2 separate regions of the Homo sapiens genome follow, and region 1 is linked to region 2. The links are chromatin contacts, found by Hi-C in ENCODE. All regions are on one chromosome and are shown on one strand. Each heading gives the region's core, a stretch centred on a gene start or an enhancer-like site at or near the end of the contact. The rest is flanking DNA. Distances are from core to core; before and after follow the strand shown. Region 1 overlaps DOK6 (docking protein 6). Region 2 overlaps CCDC102B (coiled-coil domain containing 102B).

Region 1 (5,912 bases), core at 437-2,936, 950 kb before region 2:
AACATGCATGTGAAGTCATAGGGGATCAAAAGTGTCTTTGTGTTTCAGAAATAGTGGAATATCACCACAGACTTACACTGCAGCCTCCCCTAATGTGCTTACTGTTGTGTGGAGGGCTTAGTGGCAGAAAACTTGCTGGATAATCAAGTAAAGAAGAAAAAGTGTTTACAAATTTATTCTGAAGATGATATTCAAATAGTTCTAGCTGGTATCTTAATGGTTAGCCATGGACAGGTTTGGAAAAAACTAGGTTTAATATATTTAATCTGTTTCATGTAGTTAATAAATTGATACAAATTTTGGCAAAAGAAATACTGCCAAGAATGTTTGTAAAAAGTTTCTTTTTAATGTCATCTTTGGGAACATAAACAATCTCAGGTTCTCAGTTGCTTACCACCCCACTATAAAAAGGAGTACAGTGACCAGCAGTTTCTTGTGGTATTATAAAATATAGAGATAATTTTAGTTTTATTTGTTGAATTTCTTTTTTATTTTACTTACACACACACACAAACACACACGCATACACACACCTGACCCAATATAATGGGTCATCCACTTTATTTATAGTTGAGTTGGGAACATTTAGGGAGATTTACCAACATAATGCAAGCATTAATTTTTGGTTTGGAAAGAACAAACTGAATGAAATAAGAGTAAAAGGTCCTATAAAAGGTATTTAGTTTACTCATAAAGCCAGATTTTATATGCGTATATACCATATATTATTTTATTTAACAAATATTTAATAATTTCCATTAAGCCTATGAATAAATACTAATCACTGTGGAAGAAGAAACTCGGAATTAGGGAGACAAAATTGTACTAGCATCATTTTCACAATTGTTGCTTTGAATCATGGTCATGTTTGTAACTCAAATACATGGTCTTGGTTATTATTGGAAAGGATTTCTTAAAAAGTAATAACAAAACATCATTTATCTTTAAAGAACTTCCATAAATGCCCACTAATTTTCTGTTTTAAGGAACTGTTTATTGGGAATACCAACCTTGTTAAGACGAGTTGAAGTCATATACACTATTGTATTTTAATGAGTTGCATTATTTCTGTTCTTTGGTTATTTACGGGAAAACATTTCCATTATTTCATGAGATAGCGTTGCTGAAAGTGAAAACACAGGGCAGCTGGACCAATTTTTTGTGCTCCTAATTTACAGATTGGGACATAATAAAAAGTAAATGAGATAGCTCTTTCTCACCAAGTAGTCTGTCTTCATTACCTGGCAGCGATTCTGTTACTGACATGGGTACATTTAAGAGGCATTATGATTACAATTTACACATTCTGATTACACTAATGCATATTGTTTTATGCCGAACACTTTTGCCAGTCTTCCAAATGATCAGTTAGGACGCCTTGGATAGCTTTACTCTCTGTTCGTTAAGTGCCAAGTTTAAATAGATCATATGCTTAACATTACCTTAATGTTGGAATCTCCACCTACTCCTTAATTTTTATGTGTTACATATCATTGAAAACTTCCATTCTGCATAATAAAAATGGAACAGAACCCTCTAATTTCTTCTCATTACAAAGAGCCCATTTATGCTTACAAATTGTGGCTGCATTCTTCAGGAAGTTAGTCATCCCTCCGTGTTTGTGAACTACACAATTGTTTAAGTGAGTGAGAAGATGACTTAGGAGATTTCTAGATTCCTAAAGACATTAACACACACAACTAGTAACGTGCCAGTTCTAGTACCTTGTTGGGTGTGTATCCTGCTTTGTGAGGAGAACTTTAGGGCACTGAGTTTAATCCAGAAGAGACCTAGATTACCCCTGGTTATTTAATAATCCTTTAGGCACTTGGGAGTTGACTTCTAGACAAAGTACAGATGTTTGGAGACTTGAGGATTCCACGCAAGAGTTCTCTACCATTTAAAACCCTTGTCCCCCAAGTGGCTCCAGAAGGGCACTGGAGGATTTCATAATATCTTAGAGCTGCTGGTGACTCAGCAACTTCTGCAGAAATACACTTATAAGTGGTAGCACCTGTTGGGTATGGACACCCTCAAAAGTAAGCTAATTGCCGAGGCTGAATATATTTAGTCTAAAGTGCATATATATTTAGTCTAAAGGTAGAGCATGGAGGAGAAAGCAGATTAATTGCAACCTTTTAAGTATGACAATAAAGATAGTTTGTCTTTTTCGGAACTCATTTGGGTCTTCTCCCAGGCTCTAGAGAAGCACATATTCCTTCCCTTCATGTATCTGTCTTAGCTAAAAAGTTTGAAAACAGGTACTGTATCATACTAGAACCACTTTTAACTTTGAGGTTGTTTAGCAGCGTGCCCTAGATTTCTGTTTCTGGTCATAATGGAATATCTAGGAATGAGCTGGCTTTCCCTTTTGGTTGTAAACAATTAAAAAAACTGTATCAACATATAAAACAATTGATTTCACACACTGGACAACAGGCAGCACAAGACTGTGACCCTTGACAGAAGAAAAACAAATAAAATGACTTTCATGATTCTTCCTTATAATGTATTGATTCCATTTTCTCTTCCACTGTCAGAGAGGTGGACCCAAGGTGAGAATCTGAATGGACATGCCACCTGTCTAAATACGTATGTTACAAATAAAGTTAACACACTGTAAAAGGAAATATGTTATATTGTCCTATTTTGACAAAGACACATAATTATGACCAAAAAAAGTATATTGGATCTTGATGCTAGTTATAAAAATATTTTCAGTATGAGAAAATTCATCAAGTTTTGTTTTGTTTTGTCTTGTTTTTTGAGACCAAGTCTCACTCTGTTGCCCAGCCTGGAATGCAGTGGCGTGATCTCAGTTCACTGCAACCTCTGCCTCCCAGGTTCAAGCGATTCTCCTGCCTCAGCCTCCCAACTAGCTGGGTTTACAGGCATGCACCACCACGCCTGGCTAATTTTTGTATTTTTGATAGAGATGGGTTTTCACCATGTTGGCCAGGCTGGTCTCAAACTCCTGACCTCAAGTGATCTGCCTGCCTCAACCACCCAAAGTGCTGGGATTACAGGCGTGAGCCACCAAGCCCGGCCATCAGATTGTACACTTGGGATCTGTGCATTTTTGAATTAGGTCAAACAATCTGAAATTGCTGGTACTTAATCACTTTTGACCTACAAAATTAGGAATCACGTGGTTCAACATAATGTACCCATATGTATGAATTTTATATAACAAAATGTCTGCAAAATGTCAAAGTTTACTGTATTTAATTATTGTGCATGTCTCAGTGTTTTACTGATCACAGTGCAAAATGTTCCTTAGGTGCCTTTTGCAACTGTTGCAAGCTTTGTGCTAAGGCACTAACTTCTGAGTATTTTTGAAACTATACATTGTATGTCAAAGCCAGAAAATGAACACTTGCTACTAGTAGGAAATAACACTTCATTGTGCAAGATTCTCTTGTGTTTAAGTTCTGAGGAAAATTAATTGATCTCACCACTCAAATTTCCCCCAACACTTTCTGTGATATAACATTACCGTTATTTCAACTCTACATCAATCTCTTTTTTCCATAAGGCTGACTCTTTATATTAAAGATTATGTTCAGAATAGGAATTAGGTTAAGCCACAAGTGACTCATTCATTGAAAGCTCAGACTTGTAAAATAAAGGGAAGCAGTCTAACATATGAAATATGCTTGTATCAAAATATAATTTTTAAGATCAACACATATTTCAAAAATCAAATATAGGATTTTTTTGCTAGATTATTATCATGTGCTTTGGTTGTTTTCTGAGAATATAGGCCTCAGATTTTATATTAAGCGTAAGTCAATGAATTTTTAGATGGTCTCCATGTCAAGTTTTGATTTATTTTTTCAAGCATGTGGAAACCATTAAGAAATAAATATAGGTGTTTTTTCCCCTTCCTCATAAGAGCATTTTAAATATCAAACGCATACAACAGGAAAGCACAATTGATAAACAAACCAAATATGCAAAAGTCTTTTACTTAGTATAACTTCCCCAATTCTATAATCCTGAAGATATTTTAATGGCATTAAGACTAGCTGAGTACGTATGACTTAATTTGAAGGTCTAACTCTGAGAGAGCATTACCTTTCTAACAAAGAGAGCTAGAAGAGCATTTTAATCATATTTGATTAGCATTCACATTTAATAACTATATACCAAGACTTTCCACAAAGTATTATGGTAACTTATAGCATAAATCATAAGAAAGGAAGCAACTGAGAAATGAATAATATAATGGACAACGTAATGTCAGGAATGAGGAAAGAAACATCAGAAATATGGCAACAAAGCACATTGAGATAAAAAGGCAGTGACTGAGTTTCAAATCTGGCAACGGAACAAAAAGAATTCTTGAGGTTTCTAGATCTGCATACCCATGAACTAATGGAAAATCTATTCCTAAAAGAAGATTCCCAATAACTGGTACAATTTAGGGGAAAAAAAACCTGCCTTGATTTAATGTCTTGATGCTCTTCGATATTTTTCATGTTAATATCCCTTTTTATTGTTAAACCACCATGGCCTTGGCTGCAGAACGAGGGTCATAGGTTTTTATTAGAATTGAAACGGAGACCACCATAGTTATATAGTTTGAGGACATAATTACAGATGTCTGGGCAAAACAGGACGAACAGAATTTCAAGACCCAGTATATAAAAATGTTTTGCTGAACCAAATGCGTAATTGCAAACCTACATCTTAGAATTAAATTCTAGATTTGATGAATAAGATGCTCAGTAAGACATCATCCAAATAATCTGTTTAGTGTCCAGCTCCAAACAGGCAATCTTATCTTCTTTACTATATTAACAGAACATTGCTGATGTTGGGCTGTCATTACACACATAAAAGTTCTGAGAAATGGAAGCATTTGCTGAATTATGTGTCCTATATGACAGCAATAATGGGAAAAGCAAGTCATCACAGACCGTCATTTGCCATCCCATCAAAAGGACACTGAGTGTACTTTAATTATAGCATATAGCATGAGATTATGCTTCTCAGTCTAAAGTGTTGCCGTAGTGTTTATGGAATCAGGTTATGAACTGCATTTTCAGCACCAGCATGGGTGACAAACAGTCTCTATGACTTTGAGATTTATAATGATAAAAAACATAGTAAAGTCAATTTTACCTGCATTTCTATAAGGTTAATGATCCATGACCAAGAAAATGGAAAATCTGATGAATCTCTCATTAACTTTTGAAAAACACAGTGTGAAAATCTTATATAAAAACAAGAATTATCTATCTTGTGGAAATAGATTTTTTTCTCCCTATGGAATAACTACATTGCCATATTTGATAAGTGCTTAGGAATATCTTAGGAATTAAATTAAACTAATGAATTTTTTTGGATGGAATAAAATGTAATCCAACATAAAGTGATGACGGATAGCCATTTTCACTTAATCTTATGCAATTTTTAAAGAAATTAATCACAATTTTACTTGCAATAATAAATTACAAGTGCATCATAATATTTTATATTACATTTTATATTTTTATATTAAATTATAAAATAAAGTGTGCTCTTTTGATACTGTAATATTATGAGAATAATTTATTTATATATAAAAACTCCATATAAAACCATGATGTTTTGTCTAGGGCAAGGCTAACAATTTAATTAAAGATAAGTCCATATTTCCTGCCTAAGAATTATGGGATTGTTACTTTAGAATACAAATATTATTATGCCCACATACATTTATCATTTTTATATCAAAAATTAACTTGTAATCCGTTATGATGGTAATGATATTAACAAAAGGGTGGAAAATTTTTATTATTTTATTTTTTTTGAGGCAGAATCTTGCTCTGTCACCCAGGCTGAAGTGCAGTGGCATAATGACAATTCACTGTGGCCTCTACTGGGCTTAAGTGATCCTCCCACCACTCAGCTTCCCGAGTAGCTGA
Region 2 (6,445 bases), core at 1,185-3,684:
AGATGAAAGGTCCTAAAAATTAATATCTAGGAATAAATATTAATCATTGTTGAACTGTGTGAAATTTCACTGGAAAAAAATTGAATCATGATTTTCTGAAAAGGTGTATTAATATAAAAATGTTCTTACCAAATCAAATGATTATCTTGTAATAACATGCAGTTATTCATTTTTATAACAGTTCAAAATTTAGAGATAGTATTAAACTGTTAACAATACAAGTTTTTACAAATATACTTTAAGCAACATACATGTCATTTTGCAACTGCACTTCCTACTATTCATAATTACATCTTTCAGCACTGGGTGTTAGCACTCGGCTGTTGCAAACAGCCAAGCCATATACAGTTAATTTAATTAGAAAAGATAAGTGTTTAAAGAATATTGTTAAGCTCAGATCTCCAGGAGAATTATAGAACAAGGCTTGCAGATGAAGCGGACAGGGACCAAGACCAACTCTCATGCCACAAAACTGGTCCCATGAAGACCCCACTGCCTGTAACCTCCTCTGTCTGTTGCCTCTACACTCTCCTGGTAATATGTGTCTGGCAAGCAAACGTATTCAAATTAGCAAATTTGAGCGGAAATTGACATTATAGCTCAAAATATTTCTGGGGAATACATGCAGCCAGGAACACTGATGAGAAAGCCATCAAAATCTTCCTGTAAGCACACTATTTCGGCCACCATTAAGGTAGAGACATCACAGCGGGACCTCAAGATCACCAATACGGGACAGTGAGTGGTGTCACTAAGCACCAGAGGCCACCGCTGCCTCTGGAAACAAGTTGTCTTTATTGCTGCTGCTTCTCGCTTAGGTATGGATTCTAGATGCTGTCTATTGCCTTGCGGTATTGGCTTGGCTTAAAAGTCTAGGTGGCCACCTCTGATGCACTATTCCTAAGTCAAGTGTCTGTACCCTCATTGCAAAGGAAACCCTGGTAGAGACTTACTGGCATTTTTATAATCTATGCACAGGTGTAGACTCTGTTTCATTTGGCAGTGAATTGCCAAAACACAAAATAGACACTGGAGAGTCAAAAAATGGTAAAGGTTTATTGAATATTCCATGAGTGACAGTTAATAAAGTAACAAAATAAGCTTGATTTTCAAATATTTACAAATATTACATTAAATAGTATTAACCAGATTTGCATGTCAATGTATTCATTGAGGAATATATATATATATACTTTATATATATAATTTCTTAAATATGTAAAGTAGAAATCTGTGTCTTTCATACATATATAAAAAATAATATCCTTTGTAGCATTTTTAATTTGCTGAAGCTTCTAACCTGGATTTTAAATCTCATTAAGAAAAAAATTGAACATTTAATGAAGCATGCTACTTTTCTTACATAGAAAATAAATTAAGAAGACAAAATGGGCTGGGCGCAGTGGCTCACGCCTGTAATCCTAGCACTTTGGGAAGCCAAGGCGGTTAGATCACTTGAGGCCAGGAGTTTGAGACCAGCCTGGGCAATATGGCAAAACCCCGTCTCTACTAAAAATAAAAAAATAAAAAATTAGCCAGGCGTGGTGGCACAGCCTGTAATTCCAGCTACTTGGGAGGCTGAGGTGGGAGGATGGCTTGAGCCCAGGAGGCTGAGATTGCAGTGAGCTTACATTGCACCACTGCACTTCAGCCTGGGCAACAGAGCGAGACTGTCTCAAAAAGTAAAGAAAAGAAAAAAAAGATAAAATGATAAAATGGAAAGGGAGGACTGAAGCTCAGCTTAAAGGACACAGAACAAACATTTTACAAGTGATAAAGGAGGTCTCTGCAGTGAAATTTGAAAACTGATTCTGAAGTTTGGGACAGTTCAAATTATTTTATCTCAGTCTCTGTTACTTGAGATTTGGTATTGCCAAACCTCAGCTTCCCAAATGTTTAGGTACACATAGGCCTATAAGAGGATCAGCTTTCCTGGCCTTACTCCAAATTTTCTACCTGGGAAGTCTTTATGAAAGTCAACAGAAATATATAAATTCTCAGTATATGAGAAACTTTTATACACTGGATAATTATTCATAAAACTGAACAGTACTCAGAGTGCAAAGAAAACTATAAAGTTTCATCTATTTGATGAGGAGGTTCTAGTCAAGGACAATGGAAAAAAATGAGTCCCTGAGTTTTCTGAGTTGATTTCTGTGCACTAGTCAAGAAGAGAATTTTCCCACTAGATGGGAATGCAGAAAAAAATACATTCACATCTCAGTCGAAGCCACCCACTCACTGATATTCCAGGAAGAAGAATTTAAAAGATTAGATGGATTTATAAGTAATAGCATATCCTATATTCTTGGAAAATGTTCTCTTGTGATAGAAAAAAAGACTGATTGCCTCATGCGGATTGCATGCAAATGTTGATTCATGGACACAGGAACCATGACTCATCACGTCCGTGGGATTGTTTCTTAAAAGAGGAGAGTAGGAAGACAAAGCCATGGAAAGCTTCCTTTTTTCTCTTATTCTTTGGCCTGTCTATGGATTATAGACTGAAGTCACTGAGAACTGCAGAATGTACTTACTCTGAGAATTGTTCATTTATTCCAAGAAAGTAAAAAGTATATGTTGTGTATATGTATATGGATAAGCGTGTTAAGACAGAACATGCATATCTTTAAAACTGACACCTTAGAATAGAAGTTTACATCTAGAAAAACACAGCTCTGCATTGCTCCTATTAGACTGCACTGGGGAAGTAATATTGTATGTGGGCTGGAGAGAAGTCTATAATTACCAAAAAGTTAAATGCTTCAAGAAGTAAAACCACGGAGATTAGAATGTGACTGAAATGTATAGGGCTAGATAAAATTGTCACTATGTGTACGAGCCTAAAAATTAAATTCATTTTTATTCTGTTTTCTACTAATGTTGGTTGCCTCTATTAGGAATTTACACTTGGTAGAGTAATAAATATTTATTCTGTACATAGATACTTGTATGATCACAATCTACTAATCTAGTGAAATACAGATGAAGAATCTGAAAAAGGGAATTGGTGGCACTAGTAAATTTCAGAGGGACTAATGAGAAACTTCTGGCAGAAAGTAAGTGGTAAAGAACTTACTGTATTTGTGAATGGCTAGCATGCATATTTATCCCTATTTCAGTCCATTCAAGCCAGGAAAATTAAAACTGTTATATAATATATACTTATATAATACATTGTGTGTATATATGCATACATATCCTTCTTGCTTTTCTGGTTCTGCCTATTAAGATTTTTATAACTAAGAGATAAAAAATAATTATTTTTAGATTTTGGAACCTTATTTATATATTAGATATTCCACATTGTGCTAATAAAATTGTAAGCTGATTGCATAGAAACGAAAATCCATATTGAACATTTCATATTACTATTCTCTTTCCCAGATGTTATTTGTTCTTGATCTTTATGAGAATTCACTGAGAAAGGCTATGACAGACTGTATTTTGCAAAGATCGTTGCCACAATGACTGCATCCCACACACCCTTATTATAAAATTGTTTTCACACTCCTTCCATTGAAAGTGCCTCTCTCTCTTTAATCTGAGTCAGACTTTGAGATTCTCACCACCGATAAGTGGGTCTGACTTTTGAGGCAGAATCATTCAAATGGCGTTTTCTTCTCTCTGTGTTCTTAAGATGTTCACTTGCAACCTAGCCCCAATGTTGTGAGGAAGCCAAGCACCCCCTTAAATAGCCCCAGTGCAGGTGTCCCAACTGAGGCATAGATGAAAACCGAGATGGACTGCCAGATATGAGTGAAAGAGGCTGCAGCCCCCAGCCTTCCATGCATTGCCAGCCTTTGAGCCCTTGCAACTGAAGGCACAAGTGAGAGATACAATGTCCATGCCAAGCCATGCTCGCGATTCTTGAACAGAAGACAGGGTGGTTGCTGTTGATATGTTTTAATGATAATTACTTGGAAAAGTTTGTTTCAAGATAATAGATAACTGGAACATAACAGCACTACAGCTATTTTCACAAAGGGGCAACAGCCAACATCACATAGCTAGAAGACATCAGACCAAAGATGAATATCCAGGCCAATTAAGCAAAAGCCTGATGCCCTTAATGGTCCATGTATAAGACTACTTTTTCTGTAATAAATATCTCACAAAATTGTGATTTTTCCACTATTAATATTAACATATTTATTCATTTTTACTGACCAAGTCCAAGATGCTGTCAAACTTAAATAATACACTGGATATTTTAACCTTGTACATTAAGAATTCATATACAATTAAAGTGAATCTACCAGAGAAGATAAAAACATAGTCATGATAAAAGTCAACTTAAAAGAATGGAAAACACTAACAAGTTATAAACTACATTTTAAAATTCAACATATGAATATATATCAAACTAATTTCTTTAAATCCTAAAACTTAATGACTAAACATGGATAAAATACATTATCAAATGACCAATCTATCTGTATTAACAATTTTAAGTGATTTGAAACTTAGACTTGGTTAAGGGAGACAATGATTAGCACTTACTCTCTTTCCTTCCATAAGATTTTTTGGAATTCATCCAAATGCACCTGCAAAGCTGAAATTTCAGTTACTTCATTTTCCAAAGGCAGATTTATTGCTTTCAGTCTCAGCCCAGTTTTCGTTTCACCGTTTCCAGAACCACCATTGTTGAATAAATCAACACCATCTAGATTGGGCTTCATCTCCTCACTTAATTTTAGAGAATCAATAACCACACCTTGTTCCTGAAGACAAAACAAAACAAAACATATTTAAACCTCCTGGAGAAAAATCATGATGACAAAACATTTTCATAAAGAAATAAATGTTACGATACCACAACCAATTCATATTTTTATTTCATTATCATTCCCTGAAAGTGTTGTGTGGCCACACTTACTTGCATTCTTCTTTGAGCTTGTTTTTTTCTATGTTCTACTTTCTCATAAAAAAAATACATTTCTCAAAAGTTCTGCTTTAACTCTTGTTTGTTCTCTTTTTCTAATCGCAGCTAAAAATAACTCTGCACAAACTTGAACAGCTGTAAATAATTTTTAATGAGTTGATGAATTCCTCTTTCAAGTTTCTTTTGTCATAAGACACTTACAGTTTCAAAGCAATCATTTTTTAACATTTTTGAAAGACAAGATAGAATTTTCAGGAAGCTGTTGAATATTTTAAAAAGCTTGCTTATTGCTTCATTTTAGTTCCCCTTATTGCTTTAATTCATGAGTCACATCTAAATAGAATTTAATGGGGCGCTTTAATAAACATGGACATCAGTACTAGAGCAACAACTGCACGACACTCTTAGAGCGTAACTCAAAAACTTCACAGGACTCATGCTATTGGTATTTGCCTACAATTTAAATTTGCCCTGGTTTATAAGTTTGAAATGAAAGACAATTTCAAATAAAATCTCAATGAATAGTCAAGTTCCAGTAAAATCTCGATGATACTTCACTTTTATTTTATTTTTTAAGTAGTATGTGGATTCCAGGTTACCTAGGATGATTCATTCCTTAATTCTCTCAAGAATGAGCATTGCAATCATCTGTACTATAATATTTTGACAAGCAATAAAATAAGATGTGTTGTTCACGGAAAGTATTGAAGTCAGACGAAGGATACATATACATATCTTTCTTGTTAGGTCTCCTAACCCCCAGTACCTCAGAATGTGACTGTTGGTGGAGACAGGGCCTTTAGGGAGGTGATTTAGTTAAATTAGGGTCATTAGGGTGGGCCTAATGATGGTGCCCTTACAAGAAGACCTTAAGACACAGACATGTGTACAGAGAAAAGACCATGTGAAGACACAGGGAGAAAACGGCTTTCTATAAGCCAAGGAGAGAGGCCTCAGAAGAAACCAACCCTGCTAGCATGTTGATCTTGTACTTCTAGCTTCTACAATTGTAAGAAAATGAATTTCTGTTGCTTAAACCACTGTGATTATGGTACTTTGTTATGGTAGCCCTGGCAGGCTAGTATAATCACCATTGCATTTGTCACTTCCTTCTTCCTCCCCATCACTATATATGACCTTCAGAAATTCACATCATCTCTGGATTTTTTTCTTACCTTATTATTTGTGTCCTCCTTTGTAGAAAATTGTCTTTTTACCAAATACTCTCTGATAGACTCATGCATTTGTGAACTCAATTGAAATTGGTCTGTATGTTCACAGGATTCTTCTACGAAGCCAGGAAGCTTCAGATCCTGGGTAACTTTAGCTTCTAATGCCTCCTTCTGAGGTGGCAAACTCTGTTTCTTTTTCAGTGTACTCAATTCTTTCATCGCCATCTCTAGTTTTATTCTGAGTTGTCTTCCTTCCTCCCTGGCACTGTTCCTTTCAGCTCGAACTTTACTCCATTTTTCTCTCCAGTTGGCAGTGCAGTCCGACCACCACCGCATGGTCTTTTCCATCTGAGCAGCTCTGGCCTTGACTTCTTCAAGCTCCCGCAGG

Evidence for each region. Hi-C counts contacts between places; a loop is a spot of excess contacts on that map.
Region 1: a loop to region 2 is called in a map of IMR-90, with 2.9 times the contacts of the local background. The contact joins two enhancer-like sites. A Hi-C loop is called at or near these places in 1 of 168 maps with a recorded cell type or tissue (IMR-90) and 1 of 37 single-sample maps with no recorded cell type.

What each region holds. Positions count from the first base shown.
Region 1 is chr18:69,784,070-69,789,981 of GRCh38, reverse strand. All of the region lies in intron 7 of DOK6 (docking protein 6), which reads right to left. Among named protein-coding and RNA genes, the nearest start is that of CD226, 160 kb to the left of the region's middle. Within about 2 kb of position 1,686, at least 3 of the 41 ENCODE cell types and tissues checked have a DNase peak (open chromatin) inside an H3K27ac peak, as active enhancers do.
Region 2 is chr18:68,836,985-68,843,429 of GRCh38, reverse strand. CCDC102B (coiled-coil domain containing 102B) reads right to left here. Exons shown (of 8, transcript NM_024781.3): 2 at 6,061-6,445; 3 at 4,504-4,724. Among named protein-coding and RNA genes, the nearest start is that of CCDC102B, 42 kb to the right of the region's middle. Within about 2 kb of position 2,434, at least 3 of the 41 ENCODE cell types and tissues checked have a DNase peak (open chromatin) inside an H3K27ac peak, as active enhancers do.